2 separate regions of the Homo sapiens genome follow, and region 1 is linked to region 2. A link is an interaction called in ENCODE POLR2A ChIA-PET data of the cell type or tissue named here. Cell type or tissue: OCI-LY7. All regions are shown on one strand. Links, peaks and the distances in the headings refer to the core of each region. The heading gives the core; the rest is flanking DNA.

What was found. ChIA-PET counts read pairs that join two places held together with the same protein. Peaks named below come from ENCODE experiments on the same cell type or tissue, not always from the same donor. Only the 100,000 strongest peaks of a DNase experiment are listed, where the experiment ranks them.
Region 1: POLR2A ChIA-PET joins it to region 2 with 11 read pairs; 2 of 35 experiments call an interaction of 5 or more read pairs at or near these places.

The regions. Positions count from the first base shown.
Region 1 is chr3:185,473,883-185,490,528 of GRCh38, forward strand. MAP3K13 (mitogen-activated protein kinase kinase kinase 13) reads left to right here. Exons shown (of 14, transcript NM_004721.5): 12 at 3,444-3,514; 13 at 6,350-6,647; 14 at 8,473-15,212. The coding sequence ends at 8,574. It overlaps LOC101929018 (a long non-coding RNA gene), which reads right to left and starts at 7,429. Exons shown (of 4, transcript XR_007096199.1): 1 at 7,336-7,429; 2 at 3,161-3,265; 3 at 2,602-2,702; 4 at 1-2,467. TMEM41A (transmembrane protein 41A) reads right to left here. Exons shown (of 5, transcript NM_080652.4): 5 at 15,719-16,646. RefSeq lists enhancers at 1-368, 6,146-7,345. In OCI-LY7, for the core only: no CTCF peak of the experiment used is centred there; no DNase peak of the experiment used is centred there.
Region 2 is chr3:185,300,870-185,317,515 of GRCh38, forward strand. It overlaps a transcript of MAP3K13 not described here. Among named protein-coding and RNA genes, the nearest start is that of MAP3K13, 54 kb to the right of the region's middle. RefSeq lists an enhancer at 11,331-11,380. In OCI-LY7, for the core only: CTCF peaks have their summits at 7,442 (motif pointing left) and 7,646; a DNase peak (open chromatin) is centred at 7,452.

The DNA of each region.
Region 1 (16,646 bases), core at 5,554-13,553, 180 kb after region 2:
AGAAACATAAATAGAAATTTATTTTACTTTAAATTCGTTCTTTCCACACTGTTTAAGTGATAAACTACGGAATACACTTTAGCAACTACTGAACCAGAGGACTGAGTCAAGTGTATGTATAATAACTTATTTATAGATAACTATATACTGGGGATATGGGCTGCACATGGTGGCTCACGCCTATAATCCCAGCAATTTGGGAGGCCAAGGCAGGAGGATCACTTGAGGTCAAGAGTTCGAGACCATCCTGGCCAACATGGTGAAACCCTGTCTCTACTAAAAAAAATACAAAAATTAGCCAGGTGTGGTAGCACACACCTGTAATCCGAGCTACTCAGGAGACTGAGGCATGAGAATTGCTTGAACCTGGGAGGCGGAGGTTGCACTGAGCCGAGATCACACCACTGCACTCCAGCCTGGGTGGCAGAGCGAGACTCTGTCTCAAAAAACAAACAAACAAAAAAACTATATAGTGGGGATATGTAATCAAAATAGTTTGGAAACTACTATGCTACAGCTCTAGTCCTGAGGGATGTTATGGGAAGTAAAGAGCCTGTTATAGAGTAAGTTTAAGAAGCACAGTATTCTCTCATCCCCTCATACAGATTCCTAGGGCACATTAACAGTCCTCTGCTTTGAGAAATCCTGCAGTAAACTTGTTTAACCGAGCATTTCCCTCACCTATTTGAACATACAGCCTTTTTAAATTAACATCTATTAATCCCCTGAGGCACTAGCTTTCTTCACACTTTGGAAAACATTGCCTTAATTGACAGGCATCGTGACCCAGATAGTTCTTAATCATTGAAACCTGTTTCTCTCCTCCTTATCCACTGGCTGCCTGGGATTTGTTACCTGGGAAGCAGACTACCATAGCAGTTAAGAGCATGAGCCTAGGAGTCAGACAGACCTTACTTTAAAGCCAGGCTCTTGGCCAGGCACGGTGGCTCATGCTTGTAATGCCAGCACTTTGGAAGGCCGAGGCAGGTGGATCATGAGGTCAGGAGTTCAAGACCAGCCTGGCCAGCATGGTGAAATCCTATCTCTACCAAAAATACAAAAATTAGCCAGGCGTGGTGGCAGGCACCTGTAATCCCAGCTACTCAGGAGGCTGAGGCAGAGAATAGCTTGAACCTGGGAGGTGGAGGCTGCAGTGAGCCGAGATCCCGCCACTGCACTCCAGACTGGGCGACAGTGTGAGACCCCATCTCAAAAAAAAAAAAAAAAAAAAGCCACGCTCTTCCATTTAGTACCTCTATGGACCTCAGTTTCCTTGTCTATAAAATGGGCCTAATATTGGACTCTGCCTCATCAGTTGCTATAAAGACTACATGCATAAATACATATAAAGCATTTAGAACAGGGCCTGGAACGTAGCACTTTTCCAAAAGTATTAGCTCTTCTTGCTATGAGTCAAAAAATAAGATTATGTATGAAAAATGTTTACAACATGGTAGACACCCACCCAATTCTAAGTATGGTTTCATCTCATCATCATTGTTCACCAGGAATTTAGCTGAAGGAATGAAAGGGTATAAAATGTAATGAGTATGTTTGGTCAACTAGGCATTGAGTAGAAAAGAAGCTGAAGCTGAGGGCTGTCATCTGGGAACTGCATTTCCCCCTCCACCTACATTGCTGCTCCTATACTGACTAAGCAGTCCCAGAGATTAAATTGTGTTTCAGGGGGTGGCCGCGGTGGCTCACACCTGTAATCCCAGCACTTTGGGAGGCCAAGGCGGGTGGAACACCTGAGGTCAGGAGTTCGAGACCAGCCTGGCCAATATGGGAAACCCTGTCTCTACTAAAAATACAAAAATTAGCCGGGCATGGTGGTGCACTCCTGTAATCCCAGGTACTCGGGAGGCTGAGGCAGGAGAATCAGTTGAACCCAGGAGGCAGAGGTTGCAGTGAGCCAAGATTGCACCACTGCACTCCAGCCTGGGCAACAGAGCAAGACTCTGTCTCAATAAATAAATAAATACATAAAATTGTGTTTCAGCTGGTGCAGTTGATTTGGGCCGATCCATTCTCTCCTCTTCCAACTCCGATGGCCAGTAACTTGTATTTTTTGATAACTTCTTTATTAAGATATAATTTGCATACCATACAGTCCTCCCATTTAAAGTGTATAGTTCAATGCTTTTTATCCACAGAGCTGTGTAACTATCACCACGACCAATTTTACAACACTTTTATCACCCCAGAAAGAAACCCCACACCCTTTAGCAGTCACCACATTCCCCAGGCTCCCCCAAATAACATGTATCTTTGAACCTTTCTCATGCCATTGTGATACCATCTACGGGTCTTTAGGCCATAGAACACACACCTTGTACATTTGGCTTCATTGGAACCTCACTCCCACAGAGCAGCTCAACTTTTCTTTACCAAAACATAGTCCCACAGGTCCTCCTAGGGTAAACTGCTCATCTCAGCAGTCAGGATAACTTCATCTCTGTCTTTCCTATTTTAAAAAAAAAAAAAAAAAAAAGCATATCAGAATACAAATGAGTAAGATTCATGATATTTTAGAACTGACTTTTTAAAAGGTAAATTATTCTCAATATTTGGTACAGTTCCTTGGACCCAATTACCCACCTTACAAGCGATTGGGTAATCCAGCGTATCATGATGCTGTGGTTAAGGACAGTTGATCTTAAGTGTGGCTGCTCCTATGCCCTTGGTGTGAGATGAGTTCTCTGTAAAGGAAGATCACCTCAGTCAGGACACTTACCCCGCCTTCCAGATCAACCATGGAGCCCCAGCAATCACGGGGACTCAGGTGTCCCAGCCAGAGCTCCCTTATTGCTGCCAACATGCTGACTCAATAAAAATGCATTAAGCACTTTCTTTTAATTGACAAACAATAATTATATATATTTATAGGGATAACACCAATTTTGTATGCAGTATTGTATTAATGGAGTGAGGCATACAGTACAAACAGGATATAGTCTGACCCTCAAAAATGTCTATCTAACTACATAATATTAGTGAAAAAGGGATTGGTATATAAAAAGGGAAAAAGTAATTGTTCGGCTTTGAGGATTTCAAAGATCAATTCTATAACAGAGCCTGGAACCACTAGTGACAATGATTACAAGAGACTGACCCCAAATCCAAGACCTCCTCTCCAACTTCCCTCTCCATCACTCACCTCTGGACACTTTAATAGAGCCATCACCTCTCTGAGGACAAAGAAAATTTCACTCAGTTCTACACGTCTTCCAGCATCTCATGCAGGCCCGCCATCATAGGTACCCTGGAAAAGTTACTAAATGAATAATGAGGACATGTATGTTTAAAGATGACATTCAGCAAGCTACTACTAAATGAATGACTTTTGATGATAATTACATTTTTTACAGTTAGTGGGGATGGGGTGAGAGAGACAGAGTGACACTAAAATAAATAAAACTCTTAATCCTTGTTCTCCTCAGAGTGGAGATGACTCCTCAGAAGAGGAAGAAGGGGAAGTAGATAGTGAAGTTGAATTTCCACGAAGACAGAGGTAAAACCAACAAATGCACACGATTGCTTTTAGTGGAATGGGGAAAAAAAATCCTAAGTTTGCCACACCTGCTCTTCAACCACAGGTGATTCCCTGGCAGCCACCTTATAGGGAACTTTGAACTCACTGTGTTCATGTTTTCCTGTTGCTACATTTTGGCAGTTGTTCGTGCACAGCAGATCCTAGTTCATTAGCATTCATTTTACAGCAACTTCATGATGAGGAGCATGAATACAGATTCAAGGTTACAACTGAGAATACAGTGGGCAGTTTGTGACAGATGGCCATGCTGTTTTATGGGTAATTGTGTTGGTTTCTAGTGTGCCTCCCTGTGTTGGTCTGCTCAGGCTTCTGTAACAAACTGGATGCTTAAACAACAGAAATTGATTTCTCACAATTCTGGAGCTGGGGAAGTTCAAGATCAAGGTTCTAGCTGACTCAGTTCCTGATGAGGGCTCTCCTACTGGCTTGCAGACAGCCACCTTCTTGCTGTTTCCTCACATGGCAGAGAGAGCTCTTCCTTCTTTTAAAAGGTCACAGTCTTATTGGATTAGGGGTCCACTCTTATGAACTCATTTAATATTAATTACCTCCTAAAGACCCTATCTAGAGGGTCTATCTAGATACAATTATATTGGAGTTTAGAGCTTCAACCGATGGATTTGGGAGGAAGGCAATTCAGTCCATAGCATTCCCCATGCCTTAGATTTTATATCTCAAGTTAAATATGATTAGATAAGTTGAATCCACCTTCAACCCAGCCTTAGAAATAGCTTCTTGCTTAGATAGCGATAATAATATTCCTGCTAGGAGTCAATAAGGGCCATCTCCCCTTACTTCTAGAATAAAAGCTGCCTCTAATGTAGAGAATAAGATAGTTTTCCTACCAAGAGGTCTTTTTCTGCTAATGGACATTCTGTTCTTGAAGAGTAATGCTCTAAGAAGTCTCCCCAGGAAGGTTTGTGTACCTGCCTGGAAACAGGAATTCCCTACAAACCAAAGGACTCCTGGCCCTTTGATAAGTTATATCCTGGATCCCTGCATTATACACAAAATTGAAATCTGTTCTCATTCCCTGCTATTCCTGGACTCTTTATGACCTCTTCTTATATATCCATGATCTGCCCCCCTGACCCCCAACCAACTCACCCCATCACCTGTCCTGGGCATCAGCCAGGCCTAGGTCATATGGCATAAAATCTCTTTGTACTAGGCCGGGTGCTGTGGCTCACACCTCTAAACCCAGCACTTTGGGAGGCTGAATCAGGAGTTCAAGACCATCCTGGCCAACACGGCGAAACCCCGTCTCTACTAAAAATACAAAAATTAGCCAGGCATGGTGGGGCATGCCTGTAGTCCCAGCTACTCAGAAGGCTGAGGCAGGAGAATTGCTTGAACCCAGGAGGCACAGGTTGCAATGAGGCGAGATGGCACCACCGCACTCCAGCCTGGGCGACAGAGTGAGACTCTGTCTCAAAAAAAAAAAAAGAAAAAAACAAAACAAAACAAAACTCTTTAGACTAAGAAATACAGAAAGATCAGACAATGGCAAAAGAAAAAGGAAGTCTTTATTATTTGTTTTCTTATGTTTTTTTAAGCCAGTGTAAGCTAGTAACATCCTTATTTACTAAGCTGCTTATAAACAACGGGAAGGAACTGAGGAACTTTTGCAAATTATCTCCCCAGAAGCGTTGGCTCATCAGAGCCAAACTCAGATGTTAACTGGAATGAGCTACTAACTAGCTGGGCAGTACCCACAGCTGCAGAGTGAATGTTCCTTCCATGCTCATTTCTGTTGAAGGTTGGTCAACAGAGGTAGTGAAAGCACTTGGGCCTCCAGGGCCACCATGCCCAGTGGACACTGGGCTCTGGGAAATGAAGCTGGGGTGGATTGACAGGGAGGTGAGGGATGGAGGTTAGAGAAGGACACTGATCAAAGTGTGTGTAGACCCAGCCCAAGCCTCAGCTCTGCCTTTTCTCATGGTGTGGCCTTAAACAAGTCACTTCCCTTCTCTGGCTCCAGTTTTCTCATCTGGGAAATGAGTTAGTCCAGAGATTCTCCAAAGTCTCTTTCACCTGTGAGAATCTATGACTCTCTAAATAAGAGGCATAATTTCAATTTGGACATTCCATACTATGCATATATGTACATAACGTGATTAGACAAGCTGATGTTTTTCAAAGGCCAGTCATAGCCATCAGCTTGGAGTGTAGTGTTTAGTCACATAAATATATAAACCAAATGAAAGGGGAAATTAAAATTTCCTTCTTGTGTTAGTCACCTTGGGCTGCCATAACAAAATACTACAGATTGGATGGCTTAAACAACAGGAACTTATTTCTCAAGTTCTGGAGCTGGGGAAGTCCAAGATCAAGGTGTCAGCAGATTCAGTTTCTGGTGAGGGCTCTCTTCCTGGCTTGCAGACAGCCACCTTCTCTGTTTCCTCACATGGTCTTTGCCCCGCACATGAATGTTGAAAAAAGGTGGGAGGGAGGAATGGAGAGAATCTCTTCCTCTTTTTATAAGGCTGCCAATCCTATTTGATCAGGACCTCACCCTTATGATCCATTTAACTTTATTTACTTCCTAAAAGCCCTATCTCCGAATACAGTCGCACTGGTATTAGGGCCTCAACATGGAATTTCATGGGGGATAAAATTCAGTCCATTGCCTTAATGTTAAAAGTTAAATAGTTTCTACCTATCTTGATTTCTTAGGCCTCCTTGATGGCAGGGAAAAAACTAGATTATCTCTACCACTACTATGAGTGACAGATAAGGAAAGAAAAGCAGTTGTTCCTCTGACTAAGTTCTCCTGGTTCTTCTTGGTTCTAGGCCCCATCGCTGTATCAGCAGCTGCCAGTCATATTCAACCTTTAGCTCTGAGAATTTCTCTGTGTCTGATGGAGAAGAGGGAAATACCAGTGACCACTCAAACAGTCCTGATGAGTTAGCTGATAAACTTGAAGACCGCTTGGCAGAGAAGCTAGACGACCTGCTGTCCCAGACGCCAGAGATTCCCATTGACATATCCTCACACTCGGATGGGCTCTCTGACAAGGAGTGTGCCGTGCGCCGTGTGAAGACTCAGATGTCTCTGGGCAAGCTGTGTGTGGAGGAACGTGGCTATGAGGTGGGGGCTTCTCCCTTCTCCTCCCATCACTGTTCCCTTTTTTGCTCTTTGGGGTTCAAGTCTCTAGGGCCTTTACAATTTTCATTTAATAATAAGATACAACAGTGGCCTTGTATTAGTCTGTTTTCACACTGCTATAAAGAACTACCTGAGACTGGGTAATTTATGAAGAAAAGAGGTTTAATTGACTCACACTTCCACAAGCTGTACAGGAAGCACGGCTGGGAGACCTCAGGAAACACAATCATGGCAGAAGGTGATGAGGAAGCAAGCATGTCTTCACATGGTGGTAGGAGAGAGAAAGCAAAGGGGAAAGTGCCACCCACTTTGAAACCATCAGATCTCATGAGAACTCACTCACTATCATGAGAATAGCAAGGGGGAAATCCACTCCCATGATCTAGTCACTTCCCACCAGGTGCCTCCCCCAACATTGGGAATTGCAATTCAACATGAGATTTGGGTGGGGACAGAGAGCCAAACCATATCAGGCCTCCAAGAAGTAAGTAGACGTACAGAGATCAACAGAGCTCCCAGAAATGAGGGCAGTTTCTCCCAAATGACACACACACATTGAACTGCTCAGGAACCCTTCATGTCAAGATTTAACTCAAACATCACTTCCTCCCACTCCTATCTCCCAACACGGTTAAAGGTCTGAGCCCAGGTCAGGTGTGGTAGCTCATACCTGCAATCCCAGCACTTTGGGAGGCTGAGGCAGGAGGATCACTTTAGGGTCAGGAGTTCAAGATCAGTCTGAGCAACATAGCAAGACCTTGCCTCTACAACAACAACAACAACAAAATTTAATTAGCTGAGTTTGATGGTACATGCCTGCAGTCCCAGCTACTCGGGAGGCTTGAGGTGGAAGGTTCTCTTAAGCCCAGGAGTTTGAGGCTGCAGTGAGCTATGATCACACCACTGCACTCCAGCCTGAGCAACAGTGAGACCCTGTCTCTGAAAAAAAAAAATTATTTTAAAGGTCTGAGCCTCCCCACTCCATACCCTGACTCTTCCCTGGATGATGCCATCATAGGACATATAGCACTTTATTTCATATTCAGGACTGCCTTTGGAGAGGCAGGCTAGCATAGTGGTTCTAAGTGTAAAGCCTGGAATCTGACTGCCTGAATGCAAATTGTAGCATTCCACTTACTGTGGGACCTGGCAAGCCACTTAACCTCTCTGTAAAATGGGGATGATAATAGCATCTGTCTCATAGTGTTATCATGAGGACTAAATGGATTAACAGATGTATTAATAAAGTACTTACCACCGGGCGCAGTGGCTCATGCCTGTAATCCCAGCACTTTGGGAGGCCGAGGCAGATGGATCACAAGGTCAGGAGATCAAAACCATCCTGGCTAACACAGTGAAACCCTGTCTCTACTAAAAATACAAAAAATTATCCGGGCATGGTGGCACGCGCCTGTAGTCCCAGCCGCTCAGGAGGCTGAGGCAGGAGAATCGCTTGAATCCGGGAGGCGGAGGTTGCAGCGAGCCAAGATCGTGCCACTGCACTCCAGCCTGGGCGACAGAGTGAGACTCCATCTCTAAATAAATAAATAAGTAAAGTACTTACAACAGTGCCTGGAGCATAGTAAACGCTATATAAGTGGTTGTGTGGTGGGCACTGTTTTTATTGTCGTAGCAATCATAATCATCATGTGTTTTCTTTCTCCATAAGTCCCACAAGGACAGGACCTGGTCTCGTTTACCTTTGTAGCCCCCTTACCAAGCACAGTGCCTGTTGTGTGGGAGGTGTTTGACATATATTTACTGAGTGATTATCGAAATGAATTAAGGTTTTGTCTTGCCTTTGCAGAACCCCATGCAGTTTGAAGAATCGGACTGTGACTCTTCAGATGGGGAGTGTTCTGATGCCACAGTTAGGACCAATAAACACTACAGCTCTGCTACCTGGTAATGAAGGAATACACATCCTGAAGATCTCGTGACTATACTGGCATTTCAGATCCACCCCACCCCCAGACTCATCCCACTCTCTCCCAGCATTTTGTCTGGGAAGAGAGACTACCCCATCTTTACCACCCCCTAGAAATGAGCTGCAATAACAGGAACATGAGACTTCGCAAATCTCTGGAAAATAATATCCAAATGAAATTAAGTCTCACTGAACATTTCAATCAAGAATGGCAGGGATCTATTTTATTGAATATTCTAGCTACTGTAACATTGATATTTATTTTTGTTTGACATTTTAACACTTTGTACTGCAAAGAGTGAACTATATATGAGATAGAGAGACAATAATTTCTTGCAAAAAAAAAAAGAGATAAAAGAAAGAACAGAAAAAAAGAAATAAGTGGAATTTAAGAGCAACATCCTTGGGAATTTGTGGGGCCGGGAGGTATTATTGCTGCTTGAACAGGGGACCAGGTCTTTTGGCCATAAGTGACTAAAGAAGAGCCAGAGCAAGACATTGAACATTTTAGAACACAAAGAACAGCAAAAGAAAAGCAATTCCAGGCAACTTGTGAACAGACCATATTCACTTCAACCAGCTTGTCCAGGTGGCTTACGGAAATGACCTAGAAAAGTCTGGTGACCAGATACTTGCACCCAATGTCTTCAAGGGCATGTGCTTCCTCTAGGAGGGAAAAACAGACAAACAAACAAACAAACAAACCTGTGTATGTGGAAGCTGGTTTCATTTTTAAATGTTTAAGCAGCAGTTGGTAGTGAGGTTTACAGATAGTGTCAAATCTTGTTTTTGGCAAATACGTCCCTTTTTAGTGCTGTCACTGTCATTACCTTGGCAAATGTGCTACCTTGACCCAACGTGTTGATCTTTCATACTCAAGTGCCATTTCCTTGTAGCTCATTTCCTTTCTGCCTGCTGACCACTTCCTGTAGGAACAAAGGTTGGGGGGCAGTACTGAGGAGGAGAAAAGGGTGAGAGAGGAAGAACATCTACAGTGGTGTTAGGAAAACGAACGTGGAATTTATAAAACTCCATTCTCAGGATCACTCAGTTCAGCTACGAGGAGAAGATGGAACCACCCCTCTCTGGAGCCAGGTTGCTTGTCTACTTGAGTCATATTGATTCAAGCAGGAGAACAGACTTTGAAGGCAGCTAGGATGTATGTGTGTCTATACAATGTCTGAGCCCAAACCATCCCTTTGTTTTTATTCAATAACTCATTCTATCTTAGAAGTTCTTTTTTTTTTTTTTTTTTTTGACAGAGTTTTGCTCTTTTTGCCCAGGCTAGAGTGCAATGGCACAATCTCAGTTCACTGCAACCTCCATCTCCCAGGTTCAAGCGATTCTCCTGCCTCAGCCTCCCGAGTAGCTGGGATTACAGGCGCCCGCAACCACGCCTGGCTAATTTTGTATTTTTAGTAGACACGGGGTTTCACCATGTTGGCCAGGCTTGTCTCAAACTCCTGACCTCAGGTGATCCGCCTGCCTCGGCCTCCCAAAGTGCTGGGATTACAGGCATCAGCCACTGTGCCCGGCCTATCTTAGAAGTCTTAATGACTGGCTACCACTGTCAGAATAAAAGCAAAAACAAGCAGCTTGCAAAAGGCAACTCCTCTCCCAGCACAATAGCATTTTTGTTCAATGCTACTTGTAAAATATCTTTTACTTCACTCCAAATCAATGCAGTTTTAAATAACTGGATTTGAACATTTGTGGAAAGAACAAGGGATGCTGAGCAGGGATAGGAAGGATTTTTACATTGCCAAAAGCATGAGGTCCTGCCTGTCTCCAGGGTCATGGGCTCTGAAAAGCATTCCAAGGTACTTCATGGTGCCTTGGCCTTAAGGAAAAATTTTTTTAGAATTTTATGTACAAATAGGTGTTGACCTAGTACCTGTCCCTGTCTCCAAGACAGATTACCGTCAAACAACCTCTCTAGATTCACTGGACTCTTTGACACTGCATCATGTTGGACGTTAGGAAATACTTGCACAGACAGCTGTTAAACCATTTCCAATGCACATGAAAATGTTGCCGCTCCTCTGGGTTTTACTGATTGCATCAGCCAAAAAGGAAAGGCAGGAGGGAATTTAGAGTTCCTTTTGCTTGTTTGATCCATTTGTTTACACTTTATGTTGATACATTGATTTAAAATGTAGTGTCTGTGATTTATAGCTCTTAGGATGAAGGAAAATGTTTAATTTATACAAAGAGCAGTATTGTTTGCATTAATTTATTCCATTTTGTAAAAATTCTGTAGCTGGACTACATGAAAGATCTTAAGTTATGGCATTATTATCATTGTTATTTTATTTTATAATATTATCATTCTCATTTTCTGTCGATCAGAAGGTGTGATTTATGATGTGGCACAATGGTTGTGTTTATTGCTAACCAGGAATTATTATGGATTTTATGATTTTAATGAAGGAATGAAAATGGAATTCCCATTTGGGAGCTCCCTGGTATTGATCTTAGCTGTGTTCCCTAATTTTCTGTGTACAACAATCATCTGAGGACGCATGTTCTGCCCTGAAGCCCAATGGATACATTGTGATTTTGACTTGATCATGAAAGCTCCTGGGTGGGCCGATGACCCCCAGGATGTCAAATAGTGGATGGACATATAGTTAAAAAGCTGTAAACTTTCTAAAGTTTCTTAGGAAATAAATTCATGGGACTATATTAGAAATAAAAAGAGAATGATTTAATGTCCTGAGAGGAACAGACCTAGAGGGTTTCCGCACAGGGCTCATGGATTCGTTTCAAGAATTGACAACATAGTTTGCAATCTCCTTCCTGCCAGACCCCTTTGTTCTCCCACCTTTATTCTCCTAGTGGAGAGTAGCAGGGAGACTAAAAAAAGAAATGGTATACAGTAGTCCCCTCTTACCCATGGCTTCATTTTCATGGTTTCAGTTACGCTCAACAGCAGTCCAAAAATATTTGATGGAACATTCCAGAAATAAACAATTCATAAATTTTAATTGCACAGCATTCTGAGGAGCATGATGAGATCTTGCCCCTTGCTGCCCTGGAGGTGATCCTCCCTCTGTCCAGCATATTCATGCTGCTCATCCATTAGTCACTTAGTAGCAGTCTCGGTGATCAGATCGACTGTCTCGGTTATCAGATGACTGTATCGCAGTGCTTGTGTTCAAGTACCCCTATTTAATTAATAATAGCCCCAAAGGGCAAGAGTGCTGTGCCTAATTTACAAATTAAATTTTATCATAGATATGTAAGTATAGAAAAAAAAACATAGTATATATAGGGTTTGGTACTATCAGAGTTTTTAGGCATCCACTGGGGGTCTTGGAATGTATCCCCCAGAAATAAGGGAGGACTACCGTATATACATGTAGGGCATGACATAAAATGCCTAACTGTGATGTCATCCTAGAACAAGACTAAAGAACTTTAAGAAGGAGGCCTGGTCACTTAGAGGACCAACGACTGGAAAAAAATTCTTGAAAGGCTATATTTTCCATCCTCTTGACTTCAGATCTCACTGTACTGTAAATCTCTCTGGTTCATTATTCCTTGGAACAGAGATGCTACAACTCTATGTCTTCTTTCTATCCAACATAAAACACTGGCAGTTTTGTCCAATTCTTGCCCACCTTTAGTGGCAACAGAGAAACATGAGGGTCAGCTTTTATCTTACATCTTTCAGTGATGGTCTTCCTAGAAAACCTACCCCTGATACCTCGTAATTTTGATCAGTTTTTTTTGAATTCTCATCTTGATTATCTGTTATGCTATTGTCATCATACACCTTATGTGGATTAACTGTTATGAGTATGTTAGGGTAGTACGTAGTGGCTGAATCTCAGTCATTCATTGTATAGTCGAGAGTTGAATAAAGTCCATATTGAACACATTTTTTTAAGTAGAATTGACTAGAGGTTTCAGAGGAGAATAAGGTCCTTAGTGGAGGTTAAAAAGGGAAATACCTTCTCTAGCCCAGCCTGGTCCTTCGCTGCCTGCCTTGTGATAACCGGGAAAATCTTGAATTGATGTATGTTTCTTTGAGAACGACTCCACAGTCATCTGAAGAGTGTTGAATCAAGAGCTCAGGGAAGTTATGAGCTAATTCTTCAGTCCTGACAAGTGTGTTACAACAGTGCTTCCAGGAACCTCACAAGACTGTGATTTCAAGCTGCTTCATTGATGGAAAGTTTCACCATCTTGGGATGAATGTCCATGTTCCGTTAGCGTCTGTTTTTAACTGACTGCAAGATGATGAGTTTTAATTTGGGTTGCAGATGAGCATTTGGTTCTGATTTTCATCTATTTCAAGATCATATCCTCTGGATAACAGTTCCTTTTAAAATTGCTTTGCAGAGGGGCTGAGAAGCCTGCATCTACTTTGAAATTATAATGGACCTTACCACCACTTAAGTTTAGACCTGTTTGCAAGATGGTGGGGAGCTCCTACTGAGAAAGATGAAGATGCTAGCTCTATTGTAAACTGGCGTCTTCATCTAGCTACTTGAAGTTGAGATACTATATTTTAAAATGTTGGCATCAAACAAATCTATCCTTCTAGAAGTAAAGACATTTTGAGTAGGATTTAGTAAGTACTGGACATCTCCTGTAGAGCTTCATCATGCTAAATTATTCCCCTCTCCTTTTCTAAATAATAGATGTGCTTGGGTTTGGGATTTACCTGGCACCAACCCAGACTTTTTTTGGGGGGGGGTGAGGGCGCAGGATCTCACTCTGTCACCAGGTTGGAGTACAGTGGCATGATTATGGCTCACTGCAGCCTCAACCTCCTGGGCTCAAGTGATCCTCCCACCTCAGCCTCCTGAGTAGCTGGGACCACAGGTGTGTGCCACCATGCACAACAATTTTTTTTTTTTTTTTGTAGAGATGGGCGTCTCCCTGTGTTGCCCAGGCTGGTATCGAACTCTGGGCTCTAGCGATCCTCCTGCTTTGGCCTCCCAAAGTACTGGGATTACAAACGTGAGCTGCCATGCCCAGCCTCCAGACTATTTTAAATGCCCTCTCCCACTGTGGAACATTGGCATCCTTTAAGAATAAATGCATCCTTTTTGATCAAATGATTTACTCTTTTTTTCTTCAATGTCCTCATGTCTCAATTTTTTTTTCCTTTTCTTAAAACAGTCCCACTTGAACTTCCTGGAACTGAATTCTCCAGAACATAATATTTATAATCCATAGAATTCCTGCCCTGCTCTGCAGTAGAGTGTGCTATGTTTTGTTTTCCCACTGAGCCAGAAGCCGAAATATTATACTACCACTTACCACCATCTACCACCTCCAAGACCAAGACCAACATTATGTATTGAGCATCGTATCTTTCCTACTGAGCCTAGACACAGCCTCAGAACCTCTCAACATAGCACTTGGAGCAACAATTGCCGCTTGATTGGAATTGCCATTTGAGCTTGAGTTAGCCCCAATGGCAGAACGACAGGCTCGCACTAGTGTCCACCTGTGGCTGTCAGGGGCGGTACCACAGAAAGGGGAAAGGCCACTTGCCTCTACCCACTGCCCTTTTGGACAACAATTCCAATTGAAGGAACACCAATCACTGATGGATCCCATTCCAAAATGTCTCTTCATTCACATCATTTAATTCTGTTGAATGAATATGTTCCTCCCTCACCTTTTATAAACAGAAAATTAATATAAGTCCCAGTTACTTGCTTCTTAGACTCTGTGAGACTCATGTACCAAAACAATGTGACATTCTTTTCGAGACTTTGACTTGTACGGTCAGTATGAATTTAGTGCCTTTCCAGGCAGCAAAATGTTTCTTCTTTGCTGATTTCATAGGACAAATATCCTAGCATACTCACACCACCAGTGTCCCACCCTCACAGACTGGCACATTAGAATCATATTAATCTGCTTGTTTGCATGTTACAACTGATACTGCAAAAGCCTATTCAAGTCGGACTGAACTAGGCTAAGCAGAGGACCCTTGTGGAACCTGGAGCATTTCTCAGGGACAGGTGGCTAAAGAGGGGAGCTCTAAAATCACTGCTCTGAGAAACAGGAGGTGGGTTAAGGCTTTTGTTAACTGTCATGTGGCCAGGGTACGATGGCAGGACTTCACAGAGCAGAGCCCTAAGCAGATGGCAAGGCCACTGTAAGGAAGCTCCCGGCAGCATCCCAGGTCTGCTCTCCAGAGCCACTTCACAGCACTCAGGGATCGCTGGCTCCCGGCCCTAGGCTGCTGTCCAGTGACCAGGTGGACAGGGTCCTCCAGTGACTGCAGGCCAAGGGAACCCCAGCCAGCATGTGCAAGCTATTAGGAAGATGTCCCATCTTGCCCATATCACCCCAGTGGCTCTTCACCTTCAGAGTGACCACTTCCCAGACTCTGGAAGTGGGAAGACCCTCTTTGACGCTTTATTACAGTAATTTGAGCTCCTATCGACTTGGAGCGAATGAATTTCTCTTTTGTGGTTAGGTCTCCAAATGAACCTCCTTACCTGGCTCCCCTCTGGTCTCCTGTACTGTCAGTCCCCAGCTCCCAGTGTTGTTTTCTGATGCCGGCTCCCTCTCTGTATTGAACGGCAATGGGAACAAGAATGACTATCAAAGCAAACAAATGCATGGAATTAAACAAAAAGTGTACTTCACTGTTTTCTAGTCCTGTCTTTTTCTAAATGTACTGTTTGTGCCCTGAGAGCTGCCTTAATAATCTCAGCATTTGTCAGAACTTGAGGGAAAGGAAGACTTTCCATGACTGGGTTTCCTGCAGCCACAAAAAGCAGGTAATGGAGAAAGCTAGTTTCTGCGATTCTTGTATTTGACACAGCCACGAAAGGAAGGGGCAATCATCATTTTATTTGGTGACAGCCTCTTCTTGAGTATTCTGTAAAAGCTAGACTGGCACTCTGCTTCTTCCCTATGCTTTCCTGCTGCCCATCCGGTAGCTACTCCTGTTACTACTGACCCCACTATACAGGGAGCAGAGAGAGAAAATGAAGATGAAAATCTGGCTTCTGAGAAATTATTTTGGTAAGAAGCATTGAGAGTGGAAAGCTTAAAACACCATTTTGGACTGTCCAATTTTCAGCCAATCCTAATTCCCACTGGCAAAGGTAGTTGAAAGTTAGCAACATGTTCAAACAAGCACCACACAGAACACTTACATCCATTTATTTGGGAAATTGCTTCACCTGTAAACTCACAACTGATAAGGCACATTATTGCAAAACTGTCGGGGTGGAGGGAGGGAGGCAACTCTAAGGATCCTGAAAAGGGGCAAAGGGCACACACTTGCGATGATGTGGAAAACATGTTTCTCCTTCCCTCCCCCTACTCCAGAACACCAAAGGCCACAGTCTTCAAAGTCTGCTGCCTCCTTCCCCCACTCTCGTTATCAAGGCTTCTTTTAAAGAAACACGTTTTAAACAATGAAATCCTCGGTGTGAAAGGATCATACCATAACCAAAAACCATCACCTGGGGATGCACTCTTCCTATGGAACGTGAGTAATTCCCAAGAATTCATGTAGAACAAGAGGCATAGATTAAAGTCTTGGCAAGACTCTTGGCCAAACCAAATCATCAACCCAGCAGATGATGCCCAAAAGCAGCAGTCTGGTAAGTCCTGATGAGTTACTCCTGTGGGGTGCAGGATCACAGGGCTGGTCAGTTTAGGTGCCAAGGTCCTTCTGTCTTTGGAAGCATTAATCCAGGTCTGTAACAATTCTGTACTGCAGCTACAGGAAGTAATGACAGCTATAGGCCATTAAGATACAACACAACAAAGTTATCAGAAGCCAAGGTTTCCTCTTTGAATTAAAAGATAAATTAAAAGATACAATTGTTTAGTTACTCTAAGCAAATACAACAATGAAAAACATTCAGAGGGTATACTGCCTGATGGCCCCATATACTGAACCCATTCTCCTAGCATGACACAGAACGGATTCCTGCAGAAAGGACAGATAAAATGTTTGCCTGGTCATGATTCAGGTGAGTCAAGGGCCCTGCCCCATCCAGATGGGTAAGAATTTCTCCAGAACATATCCATGACATACAGCGTTTGCTCCATTCATATTTAAT
Region 2 (16,646 bases), core at 2,914-10,913:
TAGGTTGTTGGCTATTGTGACCAATACTGCAATGAACATGAGCGTGTGAATATCTCTTTGAAATCTTGTTTTGAATTCTTTTGGATATATACCCAGAAGTGGGATTGCTAGGTCATATGGTAATTCTATTTTTAATTTTTTGAGGAACTTCCCTACTGTTTTCCATAGCAGCTGCACTATTTTACATTCCCACCAACAGTGTACAGAGACTCCAAGTACTCTACATCCTTACCAACACTTATTATTTTTATTTATTTATTTATTTTTAATTAATTAATTTTTTAACAGTGGTCATCCTAATAGGTATGAGGTGATACTATTCTGGTTTTAATTTCCCTTTCCCTGATGGTTATTGATGTTGAGGATCTTTTCATATGTTTGTCGGTCATTTGTATCTCTTCTTTGGAGAAATGTCTGTCAAGTTCTTTGCCCATTTTTAAATTGGATTTTTTTTTTTTTATTATTGAGTTGTAAGACTTCATTATATTAATATATTCTGGATTTTTGTCAAGTTCTCTTGAGAAACTTTTTAAGGTTGCCTTTTCACTCTTAGATTATTTCCTTTGCTGCATGTAAGTTTGTAAGTTCGCTGTAGTCCCATTTGTCTAATTTTTGCACTTGTTGCCTGTGCTTTTCATGTCAATATCCAAATAATAATTGCCAAACCCAATGTCATTAAGCTTTTCCCCTGTGTTATCTTCCAGGAGTGTTATAGTTTCAGGTCTTACAGTTAGGCCTATGATCCATTCTGAGTTCATCTTTGTAGTCAAATTTTATAGGACCTTTGTATGGCAAGGGTCCAACTTCATTCTTTTGCATGTGGACATCCAGTTTTCCCAATGCCATTTGTTGAAGAGACTGTCCTTTTCCCATTGTGTGACCTCAGCACCCTTGTCAAAGATCATTTGACCATATACATGAGGGTTCATTTTGGGGCTATTCTGTTCCATTGGACAATATGTCTGTTTATGCCAGTACTATTCTGTTTTGATTACTAAAGTTTTGTAATATATGTTGAAGTCAGGAAGTTTGAGGCCTTCAGCTTTTTCTTCTTTCTCATATTTTTTAAGGCTATTCAGAGCCTTTTGAGATTTCATATGAATTAAAAATTTTTGTTTTCTATTTCTGCAAAAATGTTGTTAGGATTTTGATAGGGATTGCGTGAATCTGTAGGTCACTTTAGGTAGTATGGACATTTTAATAATATCTGTAGGTCCCTCTAGGTAGTATGGACATTTTAATAATAAGTCTTGCCAGGCGCAGTGGCTTACGCCTGTAATCCCAGCACTTTGGGAGGCCAAGGCGGGTGGATTACTTGAGGTCAGGAGTTCGAGACCAGCCTGGCCAACATAATGAAACCCTGTCTCTACTAAAAATACAAAAAAAAAAAAAAATTAGCTGAGTGTGGTGGTGCACACCTGTAATCCCAGCTACCTGGGAGGCTGAAGCAGGAGAATTGCTTGAATCTGGGGGGCAGAGGTTGCAGTGAGCTGAGATCCCACTACTGCACTCCAACCTGGGTGACAGAGCGAGACTGTCTGAAAAAGTAAATAAATAAATTAACAAATAAATAATATTAAGTCTTCACTCCATGAGTATGGGATGTCTTTTCATTTATTTGTGTCTTCTTTAATTTCTTTCAGCAATGTTTTATAGTTTTCAATGTACAAGTCTTTTCCCTCCTTCTTTACATTTATTCCTAATTATTTTATTCTTTTTGATGCTATTATAAATGGGTTTGTTTTCTTAGTTTCGTTTTTCAGATTGGTCATTGTTAGTGTATAGAAACACACTGATTTTTGTGTTTTGTATTCTGAATCATTGATTTTGTATTCTGCAACTTTGCTGAATTCATTAATTTTTTGTGGAATCTTTTGGTTTTTCTACATATATAATCAAGCCATCTGTGAACAGAGATAATTTTACTTCTTTCTTTCCAATTTACATGCCTTTTATTTCTTTTTCTTGTATAATTGCCCTGGCCAATACTTCCAATACTATGTTGAGTAGAAGTGGTGAAGGTGGGCATCCTTCCCTTTTTCCTGATATTAAAGGGAAAGTTTTCAGTATTTCACCATGGAGTGTGACATTGGCTGTGGACTTTTCATAAATGGCCTTTATTGTATTAAGATAATATCCTTCTATTTTTAGTTTGTTGGGTGTTTTTATCATGAAAGGAGATTGAAGTTTATCATGCTTTTTCTGAATCAGTTGAGACGGTCATATGGTTTTTGGCCTTCATTGTGTTAATGTGGTATATTATATTGATTGATTTCATATGTTAAGCCATCCTTGTGTTCCGAGAATAAATCCCACTTTATCATAATGTATAATCCCTTTAATATGCTGTTGAATTCTGTTTGCTAATATTTTGTTCAGGATTTTTACATCAGTGTTCATCAGGGATATCAGTCTGTAGTTTTCCTAGAGTATCATTGTCTGCTTTTAGTATCAGGGTAGTGGTAATTAGTTTGGAAGTGTTTTATCCTCTTCAATTTTTTGAAAGAGTTTGAGAAGGATCAGTGTTAATTCTTCTTTAAATGTGTGGTAGAATTGTCCATTGAAGGCATCTGGTCCTGGCTGTTTTTGTTGTTGTTGGGAGGTGTTTGATTACTGATTCACTCTCCTTACTAGTTACAGGTCTTTTCCAATTTTTTTTTTTTTATGATTCAGTCTTGGTAGGTTGTATGTTTCTAGAAATCTATCATTTTTTCTATGTTATCCAATTTGTTTGCATATAATTATTCATAGTACTCTCTTACAATCCTTTTTATTTCTGTGGCATCAGTTGTAATGTCTTCTCTTTTGTTTTTAATTTTTGTTATTTGAATCTTCTCTATTTTTTACCTTAGTCTAGCTAAGGATTTGTCAATTTTGTTGCCTTTTTTAAAAAGACAAGTTCTTAGTTTTGCTGATTTCTTTCTATTATTTTTCTATCCTCTATTTTATTTATTTATGTTCTATTTTTTATTATTTCCTTCCTAATACTAATACTGGGTTTAGTTTATAATTTTTTTTTGGTTCCTTGAGGTGCAAAATTAGGTTGTTGATTTCAGATCTTTCTTCTTTTTTATTGTGTGTTTACCACTAATAACTTTCCCCCTTAGTACTACTTTTGATGCATCCCATACCTTTTGGTATGTTGTGCTTTTGTTTTCATTTGTCCTCAAGATATTTCCTAATTTTTTGTGATTTCTTGTTTGACCAATTAGTTATTGAGCATATTGTTTATTTTACACATATTTGTGAGTTTTCCAGTTTTCCTTTTGCTGTTGATTTCTCGTTTTGTTTCCTTGTGATTGGAAAAGATGCTTGGTATGGTTTCAGTCTTCTTAAATTTGTTAAGACTTGTCATGTGGCCTAACGTGTTATCTGTCCCAGAGGATGTTCCATATGCCCTTGAGAAGAATATGTGTTCTGCTGTTGTGGAGTAGAATATTCTGTACGTCTGTTAATACCAATTGGTCTGTAGGGTTGTATAAGTCATCTGTTCTCTTATTGATTATCTGCCTGGTTGTTCTATCCATTATTAAAAGTGGGGCATTGAAATCTCCTACTATTATTGTGTTACCATCTGGTTTTTCTTTCAGTCTGTCAATGTTTCCTTTATATATTTGGGTGTTCTGCTGTTACAAATATAAATACATATTTATAATTGCTATTTCTTCCTAGTGAATTGACCCTTTATTATATAATGTCCTTCTTTGTCTCTTGACAATTTTTTTTAATTTCAAGTCTCTTTTATCTGATATTAGTGTGGCCACTTATGTTCTCTTTTTTTTGAGACAGAGTCTCTCATTGTCACCCAGGCTGGAGTACAGTGGCGCGATCTTGGCTCAGTGCAACCTCTGCCTCCCGGGTTCAAGCGATTCTCCTGCCTCAGCCTCCCGAGCAGCTGGGACTACAGACATGCGCCACCATGCCCAGCTAATTTTTGTATTTTTAGTAGAGATGGGGTTTCACAATGTTGGCCAAGATGGTCTCAATCTCTTGACTTTGTGATCCGCCCCCTTCGGCCTCCCAAAGTGCTGGGATTACAGGCGTGAGCCACCGCACCCGGCCACCCCTGTTCTCTTTTGGTTATCATTTGCATGGAATATCTTTTTCCATCCTTTCACTTTCAGTCTATGTGTGTTCTTATATCTAAAGTAAGTTTCTTATACATAGCTTATAGTTGGGTCTTTCTTTAAAATCCATTTTCTATGTCTTTTGATTGAGAGTTCTGTTTACATTTGAAGTAATTATTGTTAGGGAAGGACTTACTATTGCCATTTTAATATTTCTTTTCTATATGTCTCGTAGTTCTTTTGTACCTGTTTTCCTCTCTTGCTGCTTGCCTTTTTGTTCTGTTGACTTTTTGTAGAGAGAGACATGCTTTGACACCTTTCTCACTTTCTCTCGTGTATCTTCTAAAGGTATTTTCTTGGTGTTTACAATGGGGATTACATAAAACATCTTATAATTGTAACAATCTATTTTAAACTGATGTCAGCTTAATTTAAACCATGTACAAAAACTCTACTCCTTCACATATCCTCTACTTTATCAATCTCACAAATTATGTCTTTTATACTTTGTATCTAGTAATATAATTTCATAGTTATAGTTTTTTTATGCTTTTATCTTTTAAATTCTACATGGGAATTAAAAGTGATTTATGTGCCATCATTACAGTATTACATGATTCTGTATTTACCTGTGTATTTACCTTTACAGAGAGCTTTACGTGTTTATATGCTTTCAAGTTGTTATCTACTATCCTTTTATTTCAACCCGAGGGACTTCCTTTCGCATTTCTTGTAAGGCAGCTCTAGTGCTGAACTCCTTCAGCTTTTGATGATCTGGAAAGGTCTATTTTTTTCCTTCATTAAAATTTTTGAAATTGTATATATTTATTTTTATAATTTCAACTTTTATTTTAGATTTAGAGGATATATGTGCAGGTTTGTTACATGGGTATATTGCATGATGCTATGGTTTGGGATACAGTTGATCCTGTCACCCAGGTAGTGAGCATAGTACCCAATAGTTAGTGTTTCAACTCTTGTCTCCCTTCCTCCCCTTCCTCTCCTGTCTGCTAGTCCCCAGTGTCTACTGTTGCCATCTTTATGTCTATGTGTACCCAATGTTTAGCTTCCACTTGTAAGTGAGAACATGTAGTATTTGGTTTTCTATCCTTGTGTTAATTCTCTTAGCATAATGGCCTCAAGCTGCATTCATGTTGCTGCAAAGAACATGATTTCATCCTTTTTTTATGACTGCATAGCATTTCATGGTATACATATATCAAATTTTCTTTATCCAATCCACCATTGATGGGCACCTAGGTTGATTTCATGTCTTTGATATTGTGAATAGTGCTGTGATGTACATGAGTGCATGTGTCTTTTTGGTATAACAATTTATTTTCTTTTGGATGTATACCCAGAAATGGAATTGCTAGGTTGAATGGTAGTTCTGTTTTAAGTTCTTTGAGAAATCTCCAAACTGCTTTCCACAGTGGCTGAACTAATCAACATTCCCACCAACAGTGCATAAGTATTCTCTTTTCTCCACAGCCTTATTAGCATCTGTTGTCTTTTGACTTTTTTGTAATAGTCATTCTGACTGGTGTGAGATGGTATCTCATTGTGGTTTTGATTTGCATTTCTCTGATGATTAGTGATGGTAAGCTTTTTTCATGTTTGTTGGGCTGCATGTATGTCTTGTTTTGAGAAGTGTCTGTTCAAAGTTCCTTTGCACACTTTTAATGGGGTTATTTGACTTTTGCTTGTTGAATTCTTTAAGTTCCTTATAGATTCTGGATATTAGACCTTTTGGTGGTTGAATAGTTTGTGAATATTTTCTCCCATTCTGTAGGTTGTCTTTTTACTCTGTTGATAGTTTCATTTGCTGTACAGAAGCTCTTTAGTTTAATTAGGTTCCACTTGTCAATTTTTGTTTTTGTTGCAATTGGTTTTGAGGACTTAATAATACATGCTTTACCAAGGCTAATGTCCAGGATAGTGTTTCCTAGGTTTTCTTCTAGGATTATTACAGTTTGAGGTCTTATTTAAACTCCTTCAGTTTTGAAGGACAGTTTTGCTGGCTACAGTATTTCTGATTGGCAGTTTTTTCTTTTAGCAGTTTGAATGTATCATACCACTCTCTCGTCTGCAGTGTTTCTCCTGAGAAATCCAATAATAATCTCATGCGAGTTCTCTTGTATGTGACAAGTCACTTTTCTCTTGCTGCTTTCAAGATTCTTTGTGTCTGGCTTTTGATAGTTCGGTTACAATGTGTCTCTGTGGGCCTCTTTGGATTCATCCTAGTTGGAGTCCTTTCAGCTTGTTCAATTTAGATTTCCATTTCTTTCTTCATGTTTGGGACATTTTCAGCCATTATTTTTTCAAGTAACCTCTCTGTCCTTTTCTCTCTCTCTCTCCTTCTTTTGATAATCCAGTTAATGCATATATTGGTCAACTAGATGGTGTTCCATAAGTCCCTTAGGCATTCTTCACTTTTCTTCATTCTTTTTACTTTTTGTTGAATTATCAAGCAGGAGCTGGATAATTCTTAATGGGTTTGCTGATTTTGTCTTCTGTTTGATCAAGTTTGCTGTTGAATCTGCTTAGTGTAATTTTTAATTCAGTTTTATATTCTTCAGCTCTATAATTTCCATTTGGTGCACCACCCCCTCCCCCGCCACCCCGAGATGCAGTCTTACTCTGTCGCCCAGAGCTGTAGTGCAATGGTGTGATCTCGGCTCCCTGCAACCTCCGCCTCCCAGGTTAAAGCAATTCTCCTGCCTCTGCTGCCCAAGTAGCTGGGATTACAGGCGCATGCCACCACACCCAGCTAATTTTTGTATTTTTAGTAGAGATGGGGTTTCACCATGTTGGCCAGGCTGGTCTTGAACTCCTGACCTTGTGATCTGCCCGCCTCGGCCTCCCAAAGTGCTGGGATTACAGGCATGAGCCACCACACCCAGCCTTTAAAATAGTTTTTATCTCTTTGTTGGTATTTTCATTTTGTTCATGTATCATTTTCCTGACTTCCTTTATTTGTCTATCTGTCCTCTTGTAGTGCATTGAGTTTCTTTAAGACAACTATTTTGAGTTCTTTGTCTGGTGATTCATAGACTTTCATTTCTTTGGGGTCTTTTTTTTTTTTTTTTTTTTTTTGAGACTTACTTTGTTCCCTTGGTCGGGCCCTTATTTCTTTGTATTCTTGATTATTTTTTGCTGGGATTTGCACATTTTTAAAAAACAGCCACGCTCCCAGTCTTCTGGACTGGCTTCATACAGGGAGGAAGAGATGTTAAGACTCTCTTTAGCCCAGCTATAGAGTCTTAGGGCCTCTCAAACCTTTAATGGGGTTGTATCTCCTCTGAACTGTGCCTGTAATTTCCCAATTACAGAAGTTTGCTGGTTTCTTTTTTAGGCACTTGCTCCCTCTGGTGTCTTTCCATGGTACTGCTGGTTTTCTGGTGTTCCTACAAGCTGCCTAGGTCTCTTTTGTTCTCAGCAGTTCCCAGGCATGCAAAAGTTGCCAGTTCTGTCAGCATTCCAAGTCAGGTAAGACAGAAAGCCATCTCTTAGGCAGTCCCCAGAAAAGCTGAAAGGTTGGATATACTTTCTACTCTTCTCTTTTCTTCATGAGAGAAAGGCCATGAGTTGGGCATTTTCTCCCAATAACACTGAGTTCTGTTGTCTTCTGTCGGCTGTGCTGCAGGTTCTCAGGTGCTGCAGTTAGCTGCTGAACTCTCCGCTGTTCTCAGTGGACCCCAAGCATCCAAAGTATTCTGGTTCTGTCAGTGTTCCACATCAAGCTGGACAGTAACCATTCCCTTGGGCACTTCCCTAAAAAGCTAGAACTTTGGATGCACATTCTATCCTTTTCTTTCCCTTCTGATGAGAAGATGCAAGTTTGGCATTTACTTGCAATTATGTAGGGCTGGACTGGCTTGGGGAAGGCCTATTATGGGTGAAATGCATTAGCTTTTCTTGCCTGTTTCAATGTGGCTGTTCTTGGCTTTGAGCTTGCCTGGGATACTGTGACTTTTTAACTGGTTTCTGGAGTTCTCATAAAGTCTTTTTGGGCCATATGTTGTTGTTAAGTCAGTATCTCTGTGGGGGAATGAGGTCTGGGGATTCCTATTCCACCGTGTTTTCTCTTCTTATAAGGATGCCAGTCATGTTGGATTAGGGCCGCACACTATTCCAGTGTGATCTCATCTTAACTTGATTATATCTGCAAAGAGCCTATTTCCAAATAAGGTCACATTCACAGGTGCCAGGGGTTAGGGCTTTAACTTATCTTTTAGGGGTACATAACTGAACCTACAATAACTTCCACCACTGCTCATAAAAAGATTGAGGCTGGATGCTCACTCTGTGATCCCAGCACTTTGGGAGGCCACAAGGTGGTGGGTGGATTGCTTCAGCCCAGGAGTTTAAGACCAGCCTGGGCAACATGGTGAAACCCTGCCTCTACAAAAAGAAAAAATAAATTAGCTGGGTGTGGTGCCACATGCCTGTAGTCCCAGCTACTCCAGAGGCTGGGAGGTGCGAGGGTCGCTTGAGCCCAAGAGGTCAAGGCTGCAGTGAGCAGAGATCACACCACTGCACTCCAGCCTGGTGACAAAGCGAGACCTTGTCTCACAAAAAAAAAAAAAAAAAAGAAAGAAAAAAGAAACAAAAAGATTGGGGCAAGTCAGCAGACTGAAGAGAGCCACTCTTTAGCGATACATAATTACATACCCTGCCTAAATTATCAGCTATTCTCTCATATGGAGCAAAAACTTTAAATGAAAGGAAACCCTTTTGTCCTCAGTCCAGGCAAAGATTCACTGATTATGGGGGCAGGGTAGAAGCAAAAGCTGCCTGCCCTTAGGGAAGGCACAGAACATTCTCCAGCAGTAGCTGCTACTATTTTGTATTTAGTGTGATCCGTGGGATACTGGAGGGTTTTTGTTTTGTTTTGTTTTTACAGTGTTCCTCCACAGATATAAGGCAAAATTTCATTGCCAAGAGGTTGGGGTAGGGGCACAGAAAGCCGCATACCCGAGGCCTAGGTGCACAGGGCCTAGCTAACACTGAGATATCAGGAGAACAATGAGTTCTGTTAATAGACTGGAGTTAAAAACAGCTGTAGCCTACTGCTGAGGGAGGGACAAGGATGGAGAGAGAGAACCCCCTCTATGGCACAGATATGCAGTGACTGCTGAAAGCTGAGATTGGAGCAGGAACACTGAGTAAAATCCCTTGAACACTGTAGACTCCACATGAAGCACAAGATAGTAGCTGCCCACTGCTAGAGGAAGGTGCACAGAAGGTAACTACAGCAACAGGGAAACAACATCTCAACCACTGACTAGATTCTCTCTCTTTGGAATTTGTTCACCTGGTTGCCTGACAGAATAGGCATCTCCATTTCCAGGAATAACTATTCTTTCCTTCAGTTTATACTGTTATTCTATGGACAATATTTGGAATTCTATAAAAAATTATGAAATATATGAAAAAAAACACAACCATTTTCAAGAGATAAAGCAATCAACAGACCCAGACCCAGAGATGACTCAGATGTTGGAAATACCAGATGAGGACTTTAATTATGATTGATATATTACAGGAACAAGTAGAAAAAGTAGGCCTCATGCATGAACAGTTGGGGAATTTCAGCAGAGAAATGTAAACTCTAAAAAGAGTCATATGGACACACTAAAATAAAAAAACATGATATCTGGGATGAAGAACTCTTTTGACAGGCATTTCAACAGACTGGAAAGAGGTGAGGAATGAATAAATAAATTTGAAGGCAGATCCATAGAAGTTATTCAAACTGAAGCACAAAGAGAAAAAAAGAGTGATATGGAAAGGGAAAAAAAGATATATGAGAAAGAAATGAAAATAACTTGATATAACTCTTCAACTATCCATTTATTCCTGTGATAGGCAGAGGAGTCAATACCTGCCACTATGCTATCATTGCCATTTTTCTTTGTTCAATTCTGTATTCCTTAGTGCTTCTCTGTTCTTGCTGTTTTCTGCTTTCAATATTCACAGTGATAAGCAAAGGTCGTACTCACATTCCAGAACACATCCAGGCTCTATGGTGGAACTTAAGACAACTTTGCAGAAGTTGAGTCAGAAGTCACTTTGAATTAAGCTATTTTGTGTTTCTCTAAATCATATGTCTCTAAAGCACTCAACAAGTGGTATGTTGATTTTCTTTTATTATAGAATGAGTTTCCTAGGAATATTCCTACTCCAAGTCATAGTAGCCTTTGTTTCCTCCTTTCGTAGTTAATCCTGTGTATTAGTTCATTTTCATGCTGCTAATAAAGACATACCTAAGACTGGGAAGAAAAAGAGGTTTAATTGGACTTACAGTTCCACATGGCTGGGGAGACCTCAGAATCATGGCGGGAGGCAAAAGGCACTTCTTACAGGGTGGCGGCAAGAGAAAATGAAGAAGAAGCAAAAGTGAAAACCCCTGATAAACCCATCAGATCTCATAAGAGATTATTCACTATCATGAGAATAGCATGGGAAAGACCAGCCCCCATGATTCAATTACCTCCCCCTGGGTCCCTCCCACAATGCATGGGAATTCTGGGAGATACAATTGAAGTTGAGATTTGAATGGAGACACAGCCAAACCATATCATCCTGTAATCTCATGTGTCTACCATAAGCCCCAACCCAGAATCACCTTTACTTATTTTCTTGGCAGCCTGGGGAGGTCCTCAGGCTCATCAAGGTTCCCTGATGTCTCAGAGTCCCCCAAATTGGTATGTAGACCTTTAGTTATTGTCTAGGCTCCCCTCTCCTTCTCATTTGGCTATTTTGAAAGAACTACATTTTTGGTTGAAAGCAAAGTGGGCAGATACTTAGGCACATGTTTTAGAAAATATGGTAGTCTTTCATGCTTACCCAAGTAATCTACAAAAATGTTCATTGCATTACTGTTTTAAAAGAAAAAAAAGGAAACAGCCTACACAGTCATCAAAAGGAAAGTGAATGAATGAGCTTTGCTGGACTATTCATTCATTGGAATAAAATTTAACAATGAATTATAGGGCTTCACGTATCAACATAGATCAGTCTCAAAAATCATGTTGAATATAAGTTGTGAAACTTATTGGCCTTGTAAGAGCCTAAATGTTATTTAGAAAGGCATTGGGTAAATAGCCACTGTGTCTTTGGTATCATGAGTGATTTCAGGAAACTGGGGAAACAGTGGGATTTTTGAATTCCATTTTTCCACGTGAAGAGGAACTCCTTCCTCTACTGGGTATTCTGAAAACTGACTAACCTTTGCCCCAGGCTGCAAGCCAAGGAGAAGTATTTACTTGTATACTTCTGACTGGTAGCTACCTCCTCCAGTCAGGTCACATGACCCTCCAGAATTACTGCTGCTTTTCACTCTCCAAGATGCAGACAGAAGATAGAAGCTCGGATATCAGTTCCAATTTTGTTTCTTTGGCTGTGCTGTTATGAGTCTATCCATGCATGTGTGTTTCAAGGGTCACGCAGAGAGATGCTTGGACAGAAATTGGGGATTACCCCTCTGGTTCTATCTCAGCAGGATTCTGTTGGGGATTTTAATGTTTTGAGGGGCAGGAAGGATTCATATTATCTTGGCAGAGAGTTATCCAGTGAAGAAGTATTTGGGGTTATACAATGCAGAGATTTCCCACTTTGTGCTGCCCTAGGAAGGGGATTAAATGCAATCGGGGCACTTCTAAACAAATTAACATTTATCAAGTAATTATATATGAGATATCAATTGTGGAAATATAGTATGCTGAAATCAAAAGCATCTTGATGCAAATAGATTACATAATTATATGCAAACTATCAGTGTGGGATGATATTTTGAATAAAGTAGAAATAGATAATAAAGTTCTCTAATGAAAATGCCTGACAGTTTATAAAGCAGCATGATTATTAGAAGGCCTATCCCCTGTTGATAGCCATTGAGAAAAAGTACATTTGAAAGTATGTTAGATGAATATAAAATTCTAACAGTACATACGGACATACTTTCTGAATTTCATAATAAAAATAATAAAGAAATAGAAAATTAGAAAAATAGCTAAGGCAGGCAGATCATCTGAGCCCAGAAGTTCAAGACCAGCCTACTCAACATGGCAAAACCCTGTCTCTACTAAAAATACAAAAATTAGCCAGGCGTGGTGGTGTGTGCCTGTAGTTTCAGCTCTCAGGAGGCTGAGGCAGGAGAATCACTTGAACCCAGGAGGTGGAGGTTGCAGTGAGCTGATATTGCACCTTTGCACTCCAGCCTGAGAGACAGAGTGAGACTCCATCTCAAAAAAAAAAAGGGGAAAATGTAGAATAAAACAAATTTCAGAAGCATTTCATATTTTCACAAAAATGAACAATAGTACAAGTTTTTTTTTTTTTTTTTTGAAATGGAGTCGCACTCTTTCATCCAGGCTGGAGTGCAGTGGCGTGATCTCGGCTCACTGCAACCTTTGCCTCCTGGGTTCAAGCGATTCTTCTGCCTCAGCCTTCTGAGTAGCTGGGACTACAGGCGCTCGCCACCATGCCCAGCTAATTTTTTGTATTTTTAGCAGAGACGGAGTTTCGCTGTGTTAGCCAGGATGGTCTCGATGTCTTCACCTCGTGATCTGCCCACCTCGGCCTCCCAAAGTGCTGGGATTACAGGCATGAGCCACTGCACCCTGCCAATAGTACAATTTTTATTTGGAGAGGTAAACACCAAATTCAGAATAGTGATTAAAGTATTAGGGAGGAGAATATGAACTTGGAAAAGTACAGTTTCCTTTCCAAGTTTGAAAAGTAAAAATTTTGTAAAATACCTGATACAGACATGAAAAACATGAAGTAGTGGTGAAAAAAAAAAAGAAGGGTGAATTATTGTGAAGTTAATGATAGATTAGAATTGGGAAGCTCTTTGGACCCTTTGGTAACCCAGAAACTGGCTACCTTCTCTACTTGTCTCTCACGGCCTCTGCACTCTAACCAAGGAGGAATGACCTTACTGAGTTTGTTAATCCCTATCTGATGGGGAATGCTGCTCTGGCAATGCCTCTGTTTTGGGCTTGGATCCCTGGGGTTTAGGGCAGCAGAATGTGTTGCCAAGAAACAATGTTTCTCAGAAGTAGAGTGCAAGATTTTCTAAGAGATCCAGATTCAGTCCTTGACCTACTGCAGTTTGCCCCTCCTCTGCACGCTGTGCACTTCTGTTGCTGTATTACCAGCTGACATTGCGAATCCTGCATTTCTGCCTGTCTTCCTAGGCTATTGGTTATTCAAGCACTCATTCTTTGGCCATAGAGGGTGCTTAATAAATGTGGAATAAATGCAAGTGAGTGCTCCCTTGTAAGACATGGAATAAAAGTGGTAAAAAAAAATTGATTATACCGCAATACATGAAATATGTGGCTAAATGAGAATTTATTTGTTTTATTTAGAAACAAGTTCTCATTCTGACTGGGGGCAGTGGCTCACGCCTGTAATCCTAGCACTTTGGGAGGCCGAGGTGGGTGGATCACTTGAGGTCAGAAGTTTGAGACCAGCCTGGCCAACATGTTGAAGCCCCATCTCTACTAAAAATACAAAAATTAGCTGGGCATCGTGATGCATGCCTGTAATCCCAGCTACTCAGGAGGCTGAGGCGGGAGAATTGCTTGAGCCCAGGAGGCGGAGGTTGCAGTGAGCCGAGATCACACCACTGCATTCCAGCCTGGGTGAGAGCAACTCCACGTCTCAAAAAAGAAAAGTAAAAAAAAAAGAAACAAGATCCCACTCTGTCACCCAAGCTGGAGTACAGTGCTGCAATCATTAGCTCATTGTAACCTAGAACTTCAGGGCTCAGGTGACCCTCCTGCCTCAAGTGATCCTCCTGCCTCAGCCTCCCAAGTAGCTAGCACTACAGGTACACACCACCACATCCAGCTAATTTTTAAACATTTTTTGTAGAGATGGGGGTCTCATCTTCTTGCCCAGGCTGGTCTCAAACTCCTGGCCTCAAGAGATCCTCCCATCTCGGCCTCCCATAGCACTTGGATTACAAGTGTGAACCACCACACCTGGCCACAATTTTTAAAAAATAACTGATACATGTTGGCCAGGTGCGGTGGCTCATGCCTGTAATCCCAGCACTTTGGGAGGCTGAGGCAGGCGCATCACGAAGTCAGGAGTTTGAGACCAGCCTGACCAACAAGGTGAAACCCAGTCTCTAAGAATACAAAAAAATTAGCCAGGTGTGGTGGCATGCACTTGTAATCCCAGCTAATCGTGAGGCTGAGGCAGGAGAATTGCTTGAACCTGGGAGGCGGAGGTTGCAGTGAGCTGAGATCGCACCACTGCACTCCAGCCTGGGTGACAGAGCAAGACTCCAACTCAAAAAAGAAAAAAAAAACTATAAATATATTACACATAGAACAATGGTCCTCAAACTTTAGTATGCATCAGAACCACCCTAGAGGAGTAACTTAACAAAAAGGGGAGAGAATGTATGTGTGTATGTCTTAACAAAAACAGATTGCTGGGTTCTACCCTAGAGTTTCTGATTCAGTAGGTCTGGTTGGGGTCTGAGAATCTGCATTTCTAAGAAGCTTCCAGGTGATGCTGATACTGCTGGTCCAGCGACCATTAATTGAGAACGACTGCATTAGAAAAATCATGGGAAAAAATATGGAAATACATAATGAAAATAACAAAATCAAATATCCCTTTCCTTCAAGTATCATTCCTTTGGGAATGGCTTCCAAAGAAATCCAAAACAAGCAAATTGTTTCACTATAACACTTAACAAATTTTGTTAGTGTACCCTATTGCAAATGGGATATTAACCACCTTTACTTTCAGGGACCTAATCTGTAAAATGAGGATAACAGTGTATCTTTTAACTAGAAATATCTCACAGGGTTGTGAGGATTAAATTATCAAGTGTTCAGAACAGTGGATTAATATATATTGCTATTATTATATTAATATTTTTGGTTAAGATACATCAAAACTAACCACAGAAAAGTGAGAAAGAGAGAAGTTCTGAATAGGAGATATTAATTTATGAGTCATTAAGGTATAGAAGATCAATTAGAGAAAGCCCTGAACAGAAAGGCAATATATTTTTGCTTACTTATAAAAATGAAATTGTATCTTAGAGGGCAAAGTGCGTCTTGATTTTGCATTTGAGAGTTTACTGTTTGATAGATAACTTCACATAAAAACCTTTGCATTGAAAAAAAATTATTTTATTGGAATTTTTTGGTTACAAATATATTTGAGCTAAAATATGTAAAAAATAAAAGAAGAGATGTTCTTGAAATTCCACTCCCCACCTCCTGGGATGCCAACATTTTTATTAATATCCTTTCAGACATCTCTCTATATTGCAATAACTTTTAAAGAAAGTGTTTGGGAAAGTAAAGGTTAGGAAATAGTTACAAATTCTTTATGTTAAATATTTTATTAATATCCAAAATAGCATCATCAAAAGTTCTTTTTTGGCTGGGTGGGGTGGCTCACACCATTAATCCCAACACTTTGGAAGGCTGAGGTGTGCAAGTCACTTGAGCCCAGGAGTTCAAGACCAGGCTGGGCAACATGGCGAAACCCCGTCTCTACAAAAAATACAAAAATTAGCTGGGTGTGGTGGCACATGCCTATAGTCCCAGCTACTTGGGAGGCTGAGGCAGGAGGTTCACTTAAGCCCGGGAGGTGGAAGTTGCAGTGAGCCAAGATCACACCATTACACTCCAGCCTGGGTGACAGACCTGTCTCAAAAAAGGAAAAAACAGTTTTTTTGTTTTGCTGACTAGATGGGAGTAGGGAGGTAGGAATGGAAGAGAGAAGTCCTTGGGAAAAAGCAATTTGATTATCTAGTCTTTTCTCTCCCTCTGTCCCCAACCACAACAATTTAATTCCAGTTTTATTTTAAAAATCAAGATTGCGGTTATATGTGGCATTAGTATCCCATCCTAAATTGGAGACGATAGGGATAGGAAACATTGTGAGCTTGGGCAGGAAGGACGATGACTGGGTTTTTAATTTGATCCTATAATTATTATGATGTCATGTTAATAGTTTAAACATTCTTGTTAAAAGACTTGTAATATTGAAAATATTCCAGCCACTGTTATAAAATAGTGTATTGAAATATTCTAGGAAAAATATTAAAAAGCAGTGCTTCCTTTGCTGGATTTCCCTGATACTCCACTCTTTCTCCATTCACTCTTGTGTGCCCTTCATGTCAACTTCTGAAACACCAATATGTTCTGTAGAAACTCAGATTATGAAATCTGAGTTACGTTTTTTCAGCCCTGAAAACAGCTTTGGAGAGGAAGCTAGATGACTAGGCTAAAATTCCAGAGCAATCTTTATTGTTCTTTCGCCTTCTGAAAATGGGGGAGAGAAGTGCCAAGGGTGAAACTAGAGGTGTGGCCAGGTCGGGGAAATATTTTGTTTCTGCTCTAAATTGTCCTTCCTGTTGCCTATGACTGGAATGATCTTCAGTGCTTTAGGGTTAGTTTCATACTTGGCTCATGCTGGAAAGGAAAGGTTTCCTGAAGCCTTTTCATAGTTTATCTGAAGTGATTTCTGTCAGTGAAAATAGGTATCTTAGAAATTCTAAAGTAAAACAAAAATGATAAATGCTTTATATTA